Regions from separate parts of the Mus musculus genome. Here region 1 is linked to region 2. The links are chromatin loops, found by intact Hi-C in ENCODE. Cell type or tissue: left cerebral cortex. All regions are shown on one strand. Links, peaks and the distances in the headings refer to the core of each region. The heading gives the core; the rest is flanking DNA.

Region 1 (10,467 bases), core at 1,552-9,551, 140 kb before region 2:
GGCTCACACTTGTAATCCCAAAACTGAGGAGACAGGAGGTCTACTTTAAATAATATTTTAAATAAATTTAAATAAGTACAGCAGGTCTCATAAATAAATAATAGATAAAAATAAAAATTGGGTGTGTTGGCAAATAGCTGTAAAAACAGAATTTGGGAACCAGAGGCAGGTGGACTGCCAGGAGCTCCAGGCCAGGCTGCTGGGTTACATAATAAGACCTTGTCTAAAACAAAACAACACAACAATAGGTGGCCATTAAATCAGAATTTCATGGATGAATCCAGCTGAGACCACCTGAATTCTCTTGAACTTATTAAATTAATGAAGCCTATCAGCTAAATTGTAGTTTACAGGATACATATGGAGATAGCTAAGCCACAGAATACTGTAAGGCCAGGGGGCAAGGCATGTAATACACAAATCAGGGAATGGAATCTCACCCATGTAATCCCAGTGCTCTAAATACAAACCTGTGAGACGGCTCAGCTACTAAAGATGCTGCTGCCAAACCGAACCATCTGAGTTCAATCCCAGAGCCCTCCTTAGAAGGAGCCAGCCTAGCCCACTTGGCAACTCTAGGTCAATGAGAATCTCTGTCTCAAAAAAACAAGGATCAACAATCAAGGTTGTCTGTCCTCTGGCTTAATCACACACGTTAACACACACACATCCCCAAGGAGGAGAGTGCTGAATGACACTCAAGGTTGACCTCTGGCCTACACGTCCACACAACCACACACATGTACACATGTACAAATATCTGGAAAATATTAGATGTATCTAATTATTTCATACAATACACCCATAAAACTATTGTTTTTAAGGTTTTCTTTTAAGGATTTTTCTAGAATAATGGATTAGCGTACTTAGTCCAGTTTATGACTAACTTCATAGATGGCTTCTGCCTTTCAACTGTCAATATACTTACCCACATATCTATAGATAGGAATGCTAATACCTTTGTTATCTAAATTAGTTTTTACTCAACTAAGACTATACAAATATTCTTTTATAAGGGATTAAATTCCAATAAAATAATTGCAAATTAAAAATGTGTTTCATAGACCTGACCTCCCAAATATTATAGCTTGGGCCTATTATTGCAGGATATTTGATCACAATGTGAATCCCAAGATTATGCTTCTAGTTATGATGTGGCTCAGCCCTTAACATTAATCCCAAACAAGGAAGGTAAAATTAGTTTATAGAAGGAAGCACCCATGTTTGAAAGTGACATCTAATTGAGTGGCAGACAAGTGAGCAAAAAAGTGCTGAATCAGAGAAAAATGTGACAGAATAAATCAGAGAGATGCCCAACTCTCAAGAAAAGAGAGGAAAGGGAAGCTACATGGGGGGGGGGGGGGTAAGAAAGGAGGAGGCAGTTTTTTAAAATAGGGAGAGTTATAGAGAGACAGGTTGCACCGACAGAACAAGCTAGACACAGAATGAGCCAGAGAATGAGAAGCCGCCAGAAGATTAGAACAGATTGCCAGTTTGTTTAAGGCCAAGCAGAGTAATTCAGGAGAAGCGAGAGAAGCCAGAGTTAGTCAGCATGTGTTTAAACAAAACAAAACCCAGGACCCACATAGGGCAAGACGAGAACCAACTCCTTAAAGTTGTCCTCTATGTCCATACACAGCAGCAGCATGTGCATAAACGTGTATGTGTGTAATGTATATATACACTCATAATAAATACAATCATAATAAATCCCATAGGTTAAAAAATAAGGGGCTGGAGAGATGGCTCAGCGGTTAAGAGCACTGAGTGCTTTTCCAGAGGTCCTGAGTTCAATTCCCAGCAACCATATGGTGGCTCACAACCATCTGTACAGTATGCTCATATACAAAAAATTAAAAATAATAATAATAATAATGGCTTGCATATTTGAAAAATGTTGAGTAAATGCTGTGTTCTTGCTACAAAAAAGTAACAAGTGTACTCTGAATGGTATGGTTTTAAATGGACACAGTAGCCACACCAGCACTCCTCACACTTGGCAGGCCGAACTAAAGGTTTGTCCACAGTGGAAGGCTGGCCTGGAGTACAAAGTGATTACTAAAACTGAGCTCCGTCAAGAGAGGAGTAAGAGGAGATAGTGGTGACAGGAAAAAGAAACATAGAACTACAGCAGTGAACCTAGAATGTTTTTGTTTGGAGTCAAATTGATCTAACGCTGGGTGTGGCCATGCACTTCTAGGAGGCTGAGATGGAAGGAGAGGAGTTCAAGGCCAGCCTAGACTACCCAAGTGTTCTAGACCTACCTCTGTCACAAACAAACCAACAAATGATCAGATCTACTGTTTTTACTTCTTGTGAATTATTGTGCTGATTAGTTTTTTTTTTTTTTTTGTCAACTTCGCACAAGCTAGTCTAGGAAGAGAAAGCCTCACAGAGACAATGCTTCCATCAAACCATCCTGTTGGCCAGCGTGGGGGGCATTTTCTTGATTAATATGGCATGACCAAGACCACTGTGGGTGGCACCACTGGCGCAGGTAAGGGGCAGGGAGAAGGGAGGAAACGAAACTGGAGGGAAGAAGAGGGAGGGGGACAGGAAATGAGTGAATGAATGAATGAATGAATGAAGCAGCCAGGGAGAACAAACCATAAGCAGCATTCTTCCACAGTCAGAGTTTCAGTTTCTACCTTCAGCTCCTGCCCTGGCTGCCCTCAACGATGGACAAACACTTTCCTCCCCAAAGTTGCTTTTGGTCACAATGTTTTATCACATTCTAGAAAACAAACTTCAAGGACTGAAGAGATGGATAAGTGGTTAAAGAGCACTCGATGATCCTCCAGAGCTCCTGAGTTCAATTCCCAGCAACAACATGGTGGCTTACAACCAACTGTAATGGGATCCGAAGCCCCCTCCACTTGTGTCTGAAGACAGCTACAGTGTACTCACATATATAAAATAAATAAACAAATCTTTAAGAAGAAACGAAAATAAGAAAACAAACCAGGAGGACAACTATGTAAGTGTTTGACTCAGCCCAACTGTTAATACAAACAACACCATGAGATCTGTAGCATAAACCAACAGAGCAAAGAAGACAGATCCAGGAGCTAGAGATAACCCAGTGGTTAAGAGCAATGCTACTCTTGGGCTGGAGAGATGGCTCAGAGGTTAAGAGCACTGACTACCCTTCCAGAGGTCCTGAGTTCAGATGGTGACTCACAACCATCTGTAATGGGATCTGATGTTCTTTTCTAGTGTGTCTGAAGATAGCAACAGTGTACTCACATACATTAAATAAATAAATCTTAAAAAAAAAGTAGGAAAAAAAACAATGAATGAAACACTTTTTTTAAAGAAAGAAAGAAAGAAAGAAAGAAAGACAGAAAGAAAGAGAGAGAGAGAGAGAGAAGCCGGAGCCTGACGTGGTGGCACACACCTTTAATCCCAGCACTCGGGAGGCAGAGGCAGGCAGATTTCTGAGTTCTACAGAGTGAGTTCCAGGACAGCCAGGGCTATACAGAGAAACCCTGTCTCGAAAACCCCCCCCAAAAAAAAAAGAAAAAGAAAAGAAAAAGAAAAAGAAATAGAGAAAAAGAATCGAAAAACCAAAAGAAAAGAAAAGGAAAAAGAAAGCCCACTTTGGCAAAGTCAAACTCAATTTGAATTTTTTCAACAAATATACAAGGTACTATCTTAGGACAGTGGTTCTGACCATAAGAAAACAGACATTTACATTACAATTCATAACAGTTAGTAAGTAACAACTAGAATAATTGGGGTGGGGGGGCACCACACCATAGGGAACTGTATTAAAGGATCACAACATTAGGAAAGCTGAGAATCAGTGTCCTAAACTAGGTTTTCTGGAAGGAAAACACTGTTTAAAACACTGTTTTATTGCCATATTCTTCTTTTAAAAGTTCAGAGCCCAGAACGGTGGCACTTGGGTCTGTGACTACCAACACTGGACAGCAAAGGCGGATAAAGTTCGAGGCCAACCTGGTCAACAGAGACTTCTAGGCTAGCCTGAGCTACACAGCAAGACCTCAAAACAAAACCCCGCAATACCCCTCCCCCAACATACTCAAGCTCAGGCAACAGTAAGAACAACAACAACCTATAAAGCATCTCACAGTATAAAGCACGTCTTGCTACGTAGTCATTCTTTTTTTTTTCCCCCCAAGCAGGTATACTCGTTCTTTGTTGTCCGCATGGTCACTTAGAGCTAGTTCAGGAACTCCCAAGGAAGTTGGAGCTCAGAGAACCAGGACAGCTCCTAATACTAACCTAACTTAGTATTACTCTGTAGAAGAATCCTGCTGGGACGGACCAGGCAAACCTTTCTGACAAGACAAGCCGGTAAAAGACTCCCTCCATCACCTCCCTGAACCTGAGGTACCCGGACTCCTGGAATCTCACCCCCCCACCACCACCAAACAGCGCAACCCTCGCAACACTGACTGTCCAGTGGATGCAACTCTGCATCTTCTGAAGTTACAAACTAGGACAAACACAGGTGCTTCTCCGACAGGAGGATGCACTAACTACTCTGCAACCATAAAGCAGTAACTAAACCTATAAGCGCCCACTAACTTGGAAGTCCCGAACGCTAGACCAGCACGGGCCCACGGAGGGGCGTGATCCCATCCTTCTTGGCCAAAGCCAGGCCGGCCGGGACATCCAACCAGGGATCATCCGCAACGTGGGCACCCGGCAGAGGCCAAGGCCGCAAGATCCCGGCCATCTGACAAGTTTATGGCGGTGACCCACCCAGGCTTCAGGCCACCTACCCTCACCTCCTCGCGAGCATCCCTCCAGCGCCCCGGGACGTACCTGACACACAGAAGCGCGGAACCCCGCGTAGTCCGCGTGCTCCGAGACCTGCAGTGCGCGATCCCCTAGCTCCGAGTCCTTCCCGCGCCGGTCAAACAAGTACACCGTCCTACAGCCGTCGACGGCGCCATCTCTCCCAGATCCCTCCGAGAGGCCGGCGGGATCGCTGGCGCCCTCCGCTGCCATGTTGAGGGAGAAAAAAAGAGAAGGCCCTGCGGCTCTCGGGCGCGCTTCCCGGAGACACCGACCCCGCGCGTGCCCTCGGCTCCAGCCGCCGCGGCTCCGAGCCTCAGCGGGCCGCGCAGCACCGACTGTGGGCAGCGGCCGGGAAGTAACCCGGGAACCGATTCAAACGCGCTTCTGCCGGGGTGCCGTACGTCACTTCCGCGACCCGCGAACACAGGGACGCGCTGAGCGCGCCTCAGAGCCCGCCAGCTACGTACGCCGCCGCCCACCAAGCCTCCTTCCGTGACCTGAGAGCGGGCCGCCGCCGTGGCTGCTGCGCAGGAGGAAGAGGACGGCGGACGGAGACCCGGCTAGTCCAGCAGGCCGTGGGGCGGGGCGGGGCTGGCCAAGGTGGGGCGGGGCTTCGCGCCCAGGCCACGCCCCCGGGCTCCTGCGGACCGCGGGGACTGGGGACGGCCTGGAAGCTGGCTTCCAGCGCCTTAGGGGCCTTCGCGGGGGGAGGTGGGGGGGGGCGCAACTCGCAAGCGTGTCGCCCCAGGGTCTATGCAGGCTCCCGCTGCAGGGCCCTGGCGCCTTCCCCCTAGCCATGCGGTCTCCAGGGCGCTACCAAGTCGGGCGGACGCGGCGGCTGGAAGCTTGCACCACCTGGGTCCCGGTGCGGTGGACACTAGCTAAAACACCGGGCACCGCTCTGCTTGCACGCTTCCTTCGCCGTCGTGGGTGGGTTCTACTGTGGGACAATGAGACAAAAGCTCGGCCTCGAGGAAGAGCGGGTCTCTGACGTCACGAGGCCGCGATGCGCGCCCCCGGGTTAGCCAGGCTCTGAGGCTTTAGGCGGCTGGGAGTCTTGGGATAATACCTAACCTACTCACCGAGGTTGAGTCAGCTTCTAAGCGTGCAATGTGTAAGACAGCCTCCTCGAAAACTTGAGCATAAAACTTTATATGCTCCAGTACGGGGGAATGTCAGGGCTAAGAAGCAGGAGTGGGTGGGTAGGGGAGCAGGGTGGAGGGAGGGCATAGGGAACTTTCGGGATAGCATTTGAAATGTATATAAAGAAAATATCCAATAATAAATAAATAAAAAAGAAAACTTGAGCATAATTATTGGGGGATGCGCTTCTGACTCTACAGATAGCAAGGAATGGGGGGGGGCGGGTAACCTTGCCAGATGCTTGCTCTCTGATTCTTAAAACCTGGATGCTTTGTACTTGAGAGAAACGTGTAAATTAATGAAACCCATTAATTAATTGAGTTCTTTTATGTGTCTAGAAGTTGGATCAGATTTAAGGGTGCTGTTTTACTAGGTTCGCAGGAGCCTTAATGATCAATGGTAAAGCTAGACTCAAAGTCAATGCACCTTGGAAACAGACCGGGTTGTTGGCACCAAGGACAGTTGGCCAGACATACAAAAGTGTGAAGGTTTGCGTAGAGCGGCATAAATAGTATGACTGGAAGAAGAGAAAATGAAACAGTAGGTGAGGTAGGTGAAGTTGTGACCAAAAGCTGGTCATGTTCTTGAAAGGGCACCTGAGAGACAGGAGACACGAGAATAACCTCCAACTATCATGAGATTTCTGTAAAATCTTATTGTAATTTGCTTTTTGTCAGTCTTCCTAGGCCTACATCAAACTTTGATCCTCCTGCCTTGACCCAACCTGAACCCTTGATGGCTTCAGAGGTATGAGTCACTACTCCTAGCTGGCATTTTACATTTTATCTTTAAAACTCACACAACCATTTCCTTCTATCCCTTTTATGGGCCGTGTTTGATTTGAACAACTGGAGAAAGACAAATCATTTCTCTAAGTCTTAGTTAACAAGCAAGATGAATTGCCTTTGTGGTTCAGCAAATTGGGGCTTAACAGCCAAAGGGTCAACAGGGCAATTTCTCTGTAATACCAAATTATAAATCTCATAAGTAAAAACAGAAGCACTTTGAAGGTCAGAGGACTCCATTCTCTGAAGTTGGAGATGGTTGTGAGCCTCCAGATGCAGGTGCAGGGAATCAAATCCTTAACAGCTGGTCCTAATGTGGATTTTTTTTATTTGTTCTCATTATTTAGAGAACATTAGTTTCTATAACCCAGCCCGCATAGATAAGACCTTACATATTTAATACAGTGTGTACAATTCCTGGACCGTCTTAACTATTGTGATATCAACTCAGCATGATGAACTAGGATACTTTTTCCTAACATCACAGCATAGCTAGTGTCTCCAAAGGTTCAAATCCTGTATGTATAAATATTTACATTAAAAATGTAACAGTGAGCCGGGCGTGGTGGCGCACGCCTTTAATCCCAGCACTTGGGAGGCAGAGGCAGGTGGATTTCTGAGTTGAGGCCAGCCTGGTCTACAAAGTGAGTTCCAAGACAGCCAGGGCTACAGAGAAACCATGTCTCGAAAAAAAAAAAAAAAAGTGAGAGTAGTATGTTATTCATCAATAGCAGTAACAGCATTTCCAGGACCAGCTGTCATTTGAACAAACTTGTAGCGACATCGAGAACACGCCGTTCAAATGGGGGTGGGGATACCAGAAAACAGCACAATTCTGTTACTATTATGCTTGCTACCCGGCATCATTTTTTAAAATTAGCTTCTCAGTTGTCATCTAAAAAAAAAAAAAAGAAAAGATTCTGAGCAGCATTATTAAAGACAGCTCTAAGGAGTTGGATGCGGTGGCGCATCCCTTTAATCCCAGCACTCAGGAGGCAGAGGCAGGCAAACCTCTTGAGCTTCAGGCCAACCTGGCCTATGAGTTTCAGACAACCAGGACTACACCGAGAAACCCTTTCTCAAGCAAATTAATAATAATAAATCCTCTTAAAGAAAGAAATGTCAACTCTTACGCTAGGTGAGTCAGTACATGCCTGTAATCCTAGCACTAGGGAAACAGGCAGAGCACAAGTAAGAAGCCAACCACAACTCCATATTCAGTTAGTTGCTTAGATGACAGTGTAGCAGTCTAGAATCATGTCAGAACACTTCCTTGTGCCAGTCACCTTTGATTCTTAAAAGAAAATCTAAATATATAGAGGGTCTGTTCTTTCCGAGAAATTAATAAAGTGGGTTTGAAATGACCTAGTTTCCTGGTTAGTTCTGGTCACTCACTTGTCATCACTTATAATACCTACTGAATATATTTTATTTATTTTAAACACTACTCCCCCCCCCTCCCTCAACATGCGTTGTGTGAAAGTGGGAGCACACACACAGACACTTTTAGTTGAAGGGTGGCCCTGGGACAGGTATTGAGGTCAGAGGACAGTTTGTGCAAATTAGGTTTCTCTTTCCACCATAATTGTCTCAGGGATCAAACTCAAATTGTCAAGATTGAAAGCAGTCACCTTTACCAGAAGATACATGTTTTGTTTTGTTTTTCCAGACAGAGCTTCTCTGTGTAGCTTTGGCTGTCCTGGAATTGACTGTGTAGACCAGATTGACCTAAAATACACAGACACACAGAGATCCACTTGCCTTGCTGGGAATTTTTGTTGTTGTTGTTTTTTGTTTTTTGTTGTTTTGAGACAGGGTTTCTCTGTAGCCCTGGCTGTCCTGGAACTCACTCTGTAGACCAGGCTGGCCTCGAACTCAGAAATCCGCCTGCCTCTGCCTCCCAAGTGCTGGGATTAAAGGTGTGCACCACCACCGCCCGGCTCTTGCTGGGATTTTTTTAAAGCGTCTTGTGTCAATTACCTGTTGTACTACAACAAACCACAGTGAAACTTAGTGGCCCTTGGTAGTGTCCTCTCCTCCCTTCCCCCTTGGGATGAGACTCAAGCTGTGGCTGAGAACGTCCTGAGATACTAACAGAGCTGCTTCAGAAACAGATCAGGAAGTGAAGTAAGGAGTTACATTGAAGTCTGCAATTAAAAACAGCTTAAAGTTAAAGATGGATGATGGTGCCACATGCCTTCAGTCCCAGTACTGGGGAGGCAGAGGCAGCCAGGTCTCAGAGAGTTCTAGGCTATGGTATTCTACAGAGTGAGTTCCAGGACAGCCAGAGCTACATACCAGACCCTGTCTCAGAAAAAAAAAAAAAAAAAAAAAAAAAGAAGTCATTTTTTCACCTGCTGAAACACATAGGTAGACATACTATTACCTGCATCTTTCTTTTTTTCTTTACTACCACTCATTTTTTAAATCTTTAGTATTTTTGTTAGTGCTTTAGGAGAAGCTAGAAAAAAAGCAATAAAACCAGTATTGTAAATACTGGTTTATGTGAGTGTCTGTCTGTCTGTCTGTCTGTCTGTCTGTGTGTCTGTGTGGTGCTTGTTCTGAGACAAAGTCTTGCTAATGTAATCAAGTTTGGCTCCTGTAGCTCAGTACCTCAGATTCCAGTTTCTGAGAGCTGACCTTTCACACTTGAACAACCACACCTGATTTTGTGGTTGCACGTGTGAGTGTATTTAAATGTAGTGCCTTAACTCTAGCCAGCTGCCGGGGATCTTGTAAATTAGACCACGCCCATGCTCAGGAGTGCAACCCTCACCCAGTGATTGCAGGGTAAAAAGGTTTTTTTTTTTTTTTTTTTTTAAAGGATGTGAAAGTAGGAAGGGGCAAGAAGAGTAAGAGACGGGAATGAGGGTGAATATGAACAGAACACATTATGTAAATATATAAAGTTATCGAAGATTAAATTAGATTTTAATTTTTCTTCATGTGTAGCCCTGGATATCCTGGAACTAAGTCTGTCAGACCAGGCTGGCTTTGAATTCAGAAGTCTGCCTGCCTCTGCCTCCCAAGTGCTGGGATTAAAGGTGGGTACCACCACTGCCCAACTGTTTTTTTGTTTTGTTTTGTTTTGTTTTTTTCCTAAAACTGTAATGTAGTGGCTTTAAGCAGGAACCATTGCTGGCTCATGATACTGCAGTTTGAGCTCCTCTGTGCAGCTCTGCTGGCAAGATTGCTTACTTAGCATAGTCACCAGCATCTGCACCAAGGTGAGTGGAAGGTGACAGGCTCACATCCCTGGCTGGCAATCAAGCTGAGGCTGTTGGCTTAATTACACGAGTTCTCTAATTAGACATTTCTACCAGGAAAACCTAGTGTCTTACCTGATCATCATGTTTCGAAAACAAAAACAGTGTGCCAGTGTTTATCGAGGCCCTGCTTGGCTCCTTTGGAATGTCCCAGGAGCCAACAACAGTCACATGGCTAACCCCGCCCTCCCAGGACAGAAACAGGTTTACAAAAATCCCTAGTGATTTTTGAGAATAATGCTGTATCTGCTGTCTATGAGAGGTGGTATCTAAATCAGTACTGATACTTCTCATGGTGTGTGGATGAGGAGACCTTGGGTTTGGTCCCTATTGCCATTAAATAAGGCAAAGAGGGAGAAAGAGAACGGATCTTGTTAGAAAGCAGGAAAACAACATACAGTTGATTGGTAATAGAAAACAGCCTTTAGGTCGGCGATTTCTCGTTACTCCCTAAATTAAAGATGTTTCTTTTGTCTAGCTGGACTAGAGGTTCAAGGTCAAGG
Region 2 (10,467 bases), core at 728-8,727:
GCACTTGGGTGGCAGAGGCAGGTGGATTTCTGAGTTCAAGGCCAGACTGATCTACAGAGTGAACTCCAGGACAGCCAGGGCTACACAGAGAAACCCTGTCTGTGAAAACAACTCACCCCACCCCCACCCCCGCCAAAAGAAAAATTAATTGGAAATCTATGTTCATTTCCTAGAGCTGTTGCCATAGACTACCATAGGCATGACAGTATAACAATAGAAATGTGTTCTCTCACATGCTGGACGACAGGAGTTCAAGGCCTTAATATGACCATGCTCTCTTCAAAAAGTCCAGGAAAGAATTTTATTATGAAATATTATTTGCAGTGCCAAGGACTGAACCAAGTTCTTGGCAGTACTGGACTGGCTGTATACTGAGCTACATGCCCAGCCCTTAGGGGAGGAGTCTCCATTTCTTTTCTTTTCTAAAGATCTATCTATCTATCTATCTATCTATCTATCTATCTATCTATCTATCTATCTAATATGAGCACACTGTCTGTGTCATGGTTGTGAGCCACCACGTGGTTGCTGGGAATTGAACTCAGGACCTCTGGAAGAGCAGTCAGTGCTCTTAACCACTGAGCCATCTCTCCAGCCCTGATTCTCCAATTTCTTTCAGATTTGTTTGTTTTTGAGATAGGATCTCTGGCTGTCCTGGAATTCTCTATTTGGACCAGACAAGTCGCAAACTCACAGGGATTCATCCATTGCTGCTAGACTCAAAGGCATGTACTACTACCACACTTTGTGTGTTTAGAATTCAGTTTTTGGCTGTCTTCACACTCATTGTGCATCTCTCTAACCCCCATGTAAATGTTCATCTGATTTGTTGTTGTTTTCCTTTTTTTTTTTTTTTTTTTTTGAGACAGGGTTTCTCTGTGTAGCCCTGGCTGTCCTGGAACTCACTTTGTAGACCAGGCTGGCCTTGAACTCTTGAAATCTAACTGCCTCTGCCTCCCAAGTGCTGGGATTAAAGGCGTGCACCACCACTGCCAGGCATCTGTTTTTTTTTTTGTTTGTTTGTTTGTTTTGTTTTGTTTTTTTCCTTAGAAGGCTGCTAGTCACTGGGTTTAGGAACTACTTCAGATAAAATTATTTTGAGATTCTTAACCAGATTACATATGCAAAGCCTAAGGCCACACCTACAGTTAACAGCATTAGAACTCAGACGCGTGCTTTTTGGTGACACTATTCAATTCACCACTATATCCATGTGGAGATGCTGAATACGGAATTGAAAATTTAAGTTCGGGGGCGGTGGGAGACAAAGTTTGGAGGCATACAAACATTTGACCACTAGCACGTGAATGGTGGCTAAGCTTTATGGAGGAAGAAAAAAAGCCCCAAGGAACTGTGATGCCAGAAAGTGGAGGAAATGAGGAACATGCTAAACTGAAGGCAAGAAATCAAAGGGGAGGCAGTGAGTGTGAGGTTATGGAGGACGGACTTGCTAACATGATGGACTCTTATATTGTATCAGAGGTTAGGCTTCCTAGATGGACACTTACATTGTATCGGAGGTTGGGCTTCCTAACGATGGACTCTTACTTTGTATCGGAGGTCTTTCAGACCTTCACTGTAGCTTCCCAGAGAAGGGAGGGTGGAAAGCTCTGCTGGAGGGAGGAAAGTAACCAATACTTCTGTTTGTCCGCATGGTTCAGGAACCGCCATATAAAACCAGATCCACTGAATCTAATAGAAGAGAGAGTGGGGAGAAGTCTCGAACATACGGGCACAGGGGACATTTTGCTAAACAGAACACCAATGGCTTATTCCCTAAGATCAAGAATCAACAAATGGGACCTCATAAAATTGCAAAGCTTCTGTAAGGCAAAGGACGCCGTCAATAGGACAAAACAGCAACCCACCATTTGGGAAAAGATCTTTACCAACCCTACATCTGATAGAAGGCTAATATCCAATATATACAAAGAACTCAAGACATTAGACTCCAAAGAACCAAATAACCCAATTAAAAAATAGGGGTACAGAGCTAAACAGAATTCTCAGCTGAAGAATCACACATAGCTGAGAAGCATTTAAAGAAATGTTCAACATCCTTAGTCATCAGGGAAATGCAAATCAAAATGACCCCGAGATTCCACCTCTTACCAGTGAGAATGGCTAAGATAAGAAAAACTCAGGTGTCAGCAGATGCTGTCGAGGATGTGGAGAAAGAGGAAGACTCCTTCATTGCTGGTGGGATTGCAAGTTGGTACAACCACTCTGGAAATCAGTCTGGCAGTTCCTCAGAAAATTGGACATAGTGAAAGATCCTGACAGAATGTAAAAGGTCACAGAAGCCCTGAAATTGGCAAGATAGATTTCATTGCTAGCAGAACTAGCTTCACTGATTTAGAAAAATAGAGGTGCACAATGCTCTGGCCACTCCTTGAACCCGTGTGTCTGCCAATGTTTTGACTGTTCTTTGAACCCATGTGTGTGCCCACTGATGAAGCCCATTGCCAGGTGTTTGTGATATTGGCTGCTGGGGAAGAGTCGGAAAAATCTCCCCCAGCAACCACAGCCAGGCCAATCCGGAGTTGTTACACCTGCACCAGACTCTTTCCTTGTACCCCTCCCATACCCATTGATAGACATTGTTTAGATCTGGAAATCTCCTACTCTCCCTTTTCCTTTCTCCCCTGAGGGCCTATAAAAACTGGGACCTCTTTCCCGTGGAGGTGACTCCTCTACCCCTGTGTGGGATATGAGTCGTCCCCAGAGCTCTGGCTTTCCCCAAATAAAGCCTAATGTGGTTTGCATCAAGTTTGTTCTCTTGTGAGTTCTTATGTGTCCGCTATTGTCCCGAGGCCTGAGCGAGGGGCTCCTCTCGGAGTCTTTCAATAATAGTACTACCTGAGGACCCAGCTATACCACTCCTGGGCATATACCCAAAAAATGCTCCAACGTATAACAAGGACATATGCTCCACTATGTTCATAGCAGCCTTATTTATTATAGCCAGAAGAAACTGGAAACAACCCAGTTGTTCCTCAAGAGAGGAAAAGATACAGAAAATATGGTACATTTACACAATGGAGTACTACTCAGCCATTAAAAAACAATGACTTCATGAAATTCACAGGCAAATGATTGGAACTAGAAAATATCACCCTGAGTGAGGTAACACAGTCACAAAAGAACACACATGGTATATACTCATTGATAAGTGGATATTAGGAAAAAAGCCCAGAATACCCATGATATGACTTACAGACCATATGAAGGTCAAGAAGAACGAAGACCAAAGTGTGGATGCTTCAGTCCTACTTAGAAGGGGGAACAAAATAATCATGGGAGGTAGAGGGTGAGTGAGACTTGGGAGGAATGTAGGAGGGGAAGAGGAAAAGAGGGGGGGTGCAGGAACAGGTGTGGGAGGAGCAGGGGAGATCTATAGAGGGTAAGGAAATTGAACATAGGCATGTAGCAACGGGGATGGGTAGCTAACAGAAAGTCCCAGACGCTAGGAAAGCAAGAGGTTTACAGGACCCAAGGGGGATGACTTTAGCTGAATTACCCAACAAAGGGGAGAGAGAACCTGTATCCAGAGGTTAGGCACGGTCCCTGGTTGAGAGATGGGGCCATTAACCCTTCTCAAAATTTTAACCCAGAATTGCTCCTGTTTAAAGGAAATACATGGACAAAGAGTGGAGCAGAGACTAAAGGAAAGGCCTTCCAGAGACTGCCCCACCTGGAGATCCATCCCATATACAGCCACCAAACCTAAATACTATTGCTGATGCCAGGAAGTGCTTGCTGATAGGAGCCTGATATGGATGTCTCCTGAGAGGCTCTTGCAGCCCCATTGGAAGAACAACATCAACCAACCAGTACCATCAGAGCTCCCAGAGACTAAACCATCAACCAAAGAGTACACAGGAGGGACCCATGGCTCCAGCTGCATATGTAGCAGAGGATGGCCTTGTTTGTCGTCAAAGGGAGTGGAGGCCCTTGGTCCTGTGAAGACATGATGCCCCGGCGTAGGGGAATGCTAGAGTGGTGGGGCGGGAGTGTGCATGTGGGTGAGGAAGCAGCCTGGGGGAGGTGGGTAGGATGGGGGTTCTAGGAGAGGAAACCCGGGGGGGGGGTAACATTTGAAATTTAAATAAACAAAATAACCAATAATTAAAAAAAAAGAACCAATAAAATAAGGAAAAAATTTCTTCTATCTATCTATCATTTATCTTTTGGAGACAGTTTCCCTATAGTCCTCGATGTTATAGAATTCAGTTTCTAGACCGTGCCTGCGTCTGCCTCAGATAGAGTGCTGGGATTAAAAGGCACACATCCAGATGGGAATATATGTTTGGTTTCTCTTTTCTTTTTTTTTTTTTTTCTTTTGTGTGTGTGTGTGTGTGTGTGTGTGTGTTGTTTTTTGTTTTTTGAGACAGGGTTTCTCTGTATAGCCCTGGCTGTCCTGGAACTCACTCTGTAGACCAGGCTGGCCTCGAACTCAAAAATCCGCCTGCCTCTGCCTCCCAAGTGCTGGGATTAAAGGCGTGAGGCACCACCGCCCGGATTCTTTATTTACACCCAACTTGACCTCCTCTCTTGTCCAATAGTATCTCTGTGTGTTAACACAGATAAAAGAGGCATCTTGTTTCTTCAAGCCCCAACTCTAACTTTGATAGAACTATGATTGGATAATTATTGTACGTACATGGCCACGTCCTCGAAGAGACTAAAGAAACATGGAAACAGCTGTTACAATCTCGGAGATGTAAGTAAATATTTCTTTTAAACATTTCGTCTAGTTGTTTCATAGGACGTAGTTTTAAAAGAAGGATCTGGCTCGGTAGTATGCAAATCACTTCCCCTCGCGCTTCCTTCGCAGGACAAGTTAAGAAGGACCCCACTGAGCCACCGTCCACAGGGTGGGCCCGGCTAAACGCTGGCCTGCGTCACGACCAGCCACTTCTTGGGCTCTCAGCGTTCCCTCCGCCCCACTTCCTCCCTGCAGGCCCCACCCCGCGCCGGTGCGCCTGCGCCCGGGCGAACACGTGGCTGCCGCGGAGCCAGAGCAGCAATGGCGGCCGGAGGCGGCGGTAGCTACGACCCCTTGGCCCCGGCGGGGGTCCCCTGCGCCTTCTCGCCGGACAGTCAAGCCTACTTCGCTTTAGCCTCTAGTGACGGTCAGCTGCGAGTATGGGAGACCGCCAACAACCGGCTGCACCAGGAGTACGTGCCTTCCGCGCACCTCAGCGGTACCTGCACCTGCCTGGCCTGGGCGCCAGCACGGCTGCAGGCCAAGGTAGGATGAGCGGGGACGGCGACGGGGACGGGGACCTCCTGCCGGGCTGCGGCATCCCGGGCCGGGCGGCGAGGCGCGTGGCACCCCTGGCGCGCGTGGCCCGGGGCGTCCCGGGAGAGAGGAGGCGCGGAGCCGGGCCGGCGGCGCGCTTGGGCCGGCGCCGCGGCTGCAAAGTGCGGCCTGGCCCGAGGGGGGCTGCGGGAGGGTGCGGCCCGATCCCGCGGTCTCCACGAGGTCTGCACCCCGGCTGCTTCTGGGCCGCCATGTTCATCGAAGCCTCTGCTCCCCCGGGGGGCGGCCTCAGACTTCCCAGGCCTGGGTCCCCATCAGAGCTACCCGGTGCGCACTTTAGGACCGTCTCGCGCTTCCGCATCCCGGACCCCGGTATTGGTTTTGCTTTGGGCACTTGGAATGCGCACGTCTAGGTTAAGTTCCTTCCGGGAGCCCCTTCCCTCGGCTCGGATGCGTGTTCAACACGTGTTCCCTTCTGCCTCTAGGTTGTGGGATTCGTCGTCCCACAAACTCTTTTCCATTTCTAAGTTCCCTTCTTTCTCAGCGGAGGTACAGTGAAATAGAGTAGGGCATATGATGTAGGTCCTGGTGATTTTTTTTTTTTCTCTCGTAGTTGGGAAACTGCTTAGTTAGGGAATCCTTTTCGCTGTCAGGTAAATGCTGCTCACTGTTGACTCACCCGGTTAGATCTCGGCACGCACGTGGTTAGGCAGTCGGCAGGCAAAAATCTGGAACCGGTGTAAAAGGTATCCTAAAATATGTGACGTTTTGCTGTCACTGATGTTAAAGTTGTTGGGATAGCTTACTCCTTCCCATCCCAAGAGTAAACTTTCACATAAATTTATTTTATCTAAGTTGCTATACTCTGTGTGACAGTGGTTAGCTACTTACCGGATTCCAGCTTTTCTTGGTGACAAAGAGCAGATATGAGGCCCTATAAGTCAAACATAATCAGATTTGTGAAAGTTATGTAATTGTCAGCATTAGAGCTGCTGCACTTTTTTTTTTAACTTTATACAGTTTTCTTTTTAACTTAACAGTCCTGTAAAGTGGTGAGAGTACTTACTAACACTCAGAAATACAGAGAGAGCAGTTAGCTAAGTGCTTGTAGCCAGGCTGTAAAAGTAGGAGTCCAGCCTCTGTAATAATTGTGTTTTTTGTTCCCTACTTATAACATGAGGATAATCACTTAGAATAGTGTATAGCGCCTTAAGTGAAGTGCTAATTACTAGTGGTATTAGTATCTTGTATTTTTGTCCTTAGTCCACAAGGTATGTCAAAGCAAGCAATTTCAATAAAGGCCAACAGGAACTAGACTCGGAACTCGTGTCTTTGAAGTTCTTGGTTGTCCTCAACAGATAGTATTAGATACTCATTTCCAATCTTCTATGTCCCAGAACAAAATCCAAATTTCAAAAATAGCGGTTTGGAGATTTTCATCCACTGTGATACAGTAGGGATACAACCATTTTTAAAGGAGCCCAACTTTAACTTTTCAACAAAGCTCCTCAAATTAAAGCAACTTTATGTGACAAGATGACCCGAGTCCTGGTTCCCAAGTGGTGTGCTGGATTGGATGTGCCCAGTGGTTAGCATCCCCAGAGTGCCGGTGCAGTCCCCAGCAAGCCCTGCTTTCAAGTGCCAGTAAGTTTCACTTTCTTTTTATCTATATGTTGCCATTTCTGCTATGCAACTACTAAATGTCTGGGAATTAGTAAACAGACTTAGGCTGGGATGTAGCTCAAAGATAGAAAACTTGCCTAGCATATGAAAGACCCTGGATTGAATCAATAGTACCACAAAATCAGAGCTAGAAAAGCAGTCAGGGCTCAGGAAGCTAAACGGCATGGTTGGTCACTAACAAGCGGTAGCACTAGGATCCCAGCCTAGCCCCTTACACGGTGAACTCCTACCCTTGCACTTCATCATGGATGGCTGCAGAGCTGTCAGTTCCCATCCTGAGCATGTGACTCACGGAAGCAGCATTTTTCCAGTTCAGCGGTAGACTTAACTGGTCTGCTTGGTGCTGGGGTGGGCTTACAGGTCCAGGTAGTGTGTGGCTTAGAGTTTGTGGCAGCCGCTCAAACTCCGCTTTGGGGCTCACTGGATTGTGTGCCCTGGTATTTTAAGTATTCAGATGATCATCATACTAAACCTGTTTTACATTTTTAAGTGTTTAAAGTGTGACACATAAAATGGATGTTATTATAAAGCCCACGTTCCCAGTACATTGGTATGGTTTGGTATGGGATTTAGTAGACATACTATCTTTTTTTTTCCCCCAAATCCTTATTTGTCTCACCTTCAGACCTATTTCTAGAAGCAGTGGCTCCCACTTAAATGGTACTTACTCTGGTGGCATATGTGTTTTGTTTTTTTTTTTTTGTGTTTGTTTGTTTGTTTGTTTGTTTGTTTTCTGTATAGCTGGCTGTCCTGGAACTCACTTTGTAGACCAGGTTGGCCTCAAACTCCGCCTGCCTCTGCCTCCCAAGTGCTGGGATTAAAGGCGTGCGCCACCACTGCCCAGCGTAGACATCTTGCTTCCAGAGCTCTTAGGATTAAATGAGGTAATAACACATAAATGATTGTTATGGTGAGACTTGGTCCATAGTGGTTATTGTTCTGTCTGGACTCCTGTGCTCATGCAGTGCTGTATTGAATGGAATGAAGTCATATTGAGTGTCCTGCCCTTGGTTTAGGAATGGGCAATTTGCTACAAGGACAATGTTTGGTACTCTACCAGTAGAGAAAGGTAAAGTTATACTGTGTTTCTTGAATAATAGGTTGTAGTGGTGTTTCATAAATGTTTAAAAGGCTTTTTCCTGTTTCTAGAATGATCATAATACCTTGAAGTTTATGCCATGATCGATTTAGCGCTTCTCTGGTTTATGTTTGTATTGAACCTGTTATGCTAGTAGCAGGCTAGAGCCACACATTTAAGCCACCTAGAAATTGATCCTGTTGCTACCCACTATCTTTCTCTCAAACTTGTTTTTCTTCATCCTCTGGTAATAAAACCTGGAAGTCTGACCCTGTCTGATGTTGGGACCATAGTTCACTTCCACATGCTTTGTGGAAACATGAATAAACACAGCCTAGGACCTAACTGAAGGATGGGCATTTTAGGTATTAGAATGCATTAGAGCACAACTGAGACACTGGTGAAATTGCTAGGAAAAGTTTAAGCTCTCCTCAGTACCCTCTCTGGAGATACAGTACAACAATTCAGCTGTATTCCTGACAGTCTGGAGGTCTCAAGTACTTAATATTTCAAAGGAAGGTGTCCTGGCTGGTTTTGTGTGTCAACTTGACACAAGATGGAGTTATCAGAGAGAAAAGAATTTCATGTGAGGAAATGCCTCCATGAGATCCAGCTGTAAGGCATTTTCTCAATTAGTGATCAAGGGGGTAGGGTTTCTTGTGGGTGGTACCTTCTCTGGGCTGGTAGTCTTGGGTTCTATAAGAGAGCAGGCTGATCAAGCCAGGGGAAGCAAGCCAGTAAGGACCATCCCTCCATGGCCTCTGCATCAGCTCCTGCTTCCTGACCTGCTTGAGTTCCAGTCCTGACTTCCTTTGGTGATGAACAGCAATGTGGAAGTGTAAGCTGAATAAACCCTTTCCTCCCCCACTTGTCTCTTGGTCATGATGTTTATGCAGGAATAGAAGCCCTAAGACAGAAGGTAAAGGTTACAGATCAGGTTCTATTGGTAGAAGAACATTTGTTTTGATATATTTGTGACTTGATGAGATGTATGTATTTTCACTCTTATCTATGAAATACATATGCCAGAGTAAATACCATTAAAATGGGTCAAAAATGGACTTTAAAACTACTTACTAATAATTGAACATAATTTTCAGTGTCTAAGGTCAGTTTTTAAGGCTGGTTTGATGCATTAGTGGGTCATGAAGTAGATTTAGCAGGCTATTAATAGTGTTTCGTGAGATAGAATGGAATGGTGAGGATAAGTTTTCCTGTGAAACTTTTTTTTTTTGAGACAGGATTCCCTATGGAACAGCCCTGGGCATCCTTGAAACTCACTTTGTAGACGATATGGGCCTCAGAGATTGGCCTGCCTCTGTTTGCTGAGTGTCTCACGCCCAGATCTGTTTTTGAAACCTTCATGTTTTAGTTGTATCCCTGAGTGTGTTTGGGCCTCCATGTGTTATGCAAACTCTCTACAGTCTCATTCTGAAAAGCCGTTGTGTAATTGTTGACAGGACCAGTCAGACTCTGCTTGTCTGGTTATGATTATGTTTTTAAAGATTTATTTATTATTATATGTAAGTACACTGTAGCTGCCTTCAGACACTCCAGAAGAGGGCGTCAGATCTCATTAGGGATGGTTGTGAGCCACCATGTGGTTGCTGGGAGTTGAACTCAGTGGTCTTAACCGCTGAGCCATCTCTCCAGCCGCCCGGTTATGCTTTTTAAATCCTTGCCCTCAGTTTGTGGCTTTTTGACATCACACGTGTGTGGCTGCCTCGGCTTTCTGATGCCCTGGATCCGATGGGCTTTTGGTGGTTCTTGCTTAGCTCATGTTGGAAATCTCTTTACTCTAAGAAATCAGTCTTAATAAAGTAGTAAGACGTTAGTAAAGACTTTTCACTCCTAGTGCCTTCATGCAGATCTCCCATTACAGATTCTTGAACCAACAACCTTTCTCATTCCTTAAGCTTTATATGTACAGTCGGTATTACGTTCTTTAGAGGGAATAACTGACTGACAGATGGACAGCTCAGGATTGACTGGTCCTGCGCAGTCCAACTTTTTTTTTTTAAGATTTATTTATTATTACATGTAAGTACACTTTTGATACACCAGAAGAGGGCATCAGATCTCATTTCGGATGGTTGTGAGCCACCATGTGGTTGCTGGGATTTGAACTCAGGACCTTCTGGAGAGCGCTGAGCCATCTCTCCAGCCCCACAGTCCAACTTAAGAGAAGCAAGAGATTTCTGGAGGAAAAGTGTGTGTAAAGTTTAGAGAGCATGGTATTAGAATGGAGCTGGAATCAGTAGTGCCAACCTGGATTCAGGACTATTTGGGTGGAATTGTTCTTATAACATTAGATTTGGGGGTGGTGAGGTAACACAGGAATTGGGAGTAAGCACTTATGGCCTAGTCACAGGGCTTGAGTTTGGATCTCAGCACCCTCATTGGGTGGCTCACAAATGCCTATCGCTAGAGCACAAAGGAT

What was found. Hi-C counts contacts between places; a loop is a spot of excess contacts. Peaks named below come from ENCODE experiments on the same cell type or tissue, not always from the same donor. Only the 100,000 strongest peaks of a DNase experiment are listed, where the experiment ranks them.
Region 1: it touches region 2 in a loop (2.5-fold over the local background); 5 of 42 quality-filtered maps call a loop at or near these places.

Annotation. Positions count from the first base shown.
Region 1 is chr17:71,470,185-71,480,651 of GRCm38, forward strand. It overlaps Smchd1 (SMC hinge domain containing 1), which reads right to left and starts at 5,159. Exons shown (of 48, transcript NM_028887.4): 1 at 4,795-5,159. The coding sequence starts at 4,980. In left cerebral cortex, for the core only: a CTCF peak has its summit at 4,990 (motif pointing left); DNase peaks (open chromatin) are centred at 5,223 and 5,749; H3K4me3 peaks cover 2,322 bases; H3K27ac peaks cover 1,512 bases.
Region 2 is chr17:71,611,232-71,621,698 of GRCm38, forward strand. It overlaps Wdr43 (WD repeat domain 43), which reads left to right and starts at 4,984. Exons shown (of 18, transcript NM_175639.1): 1 at 4,984-5,254. The coding sequence starts at 5,030. Gm30091 (a long non-coding RNA gene) reads right to left here and starts at 2,153. Exons shown (of 3, transcript XR_385737.3): 1 at 2,113-2,153; 2 at 1,509-1,692. In left cerebral cortex, for the core only: no CTCF peak of the experiment used is centred there; DNase peaks (open chromatin) are centred at 4,918 and 5,613; H3K4me3 peaks cover 1,936 bases; H3K27ac peaks cover 589 bases.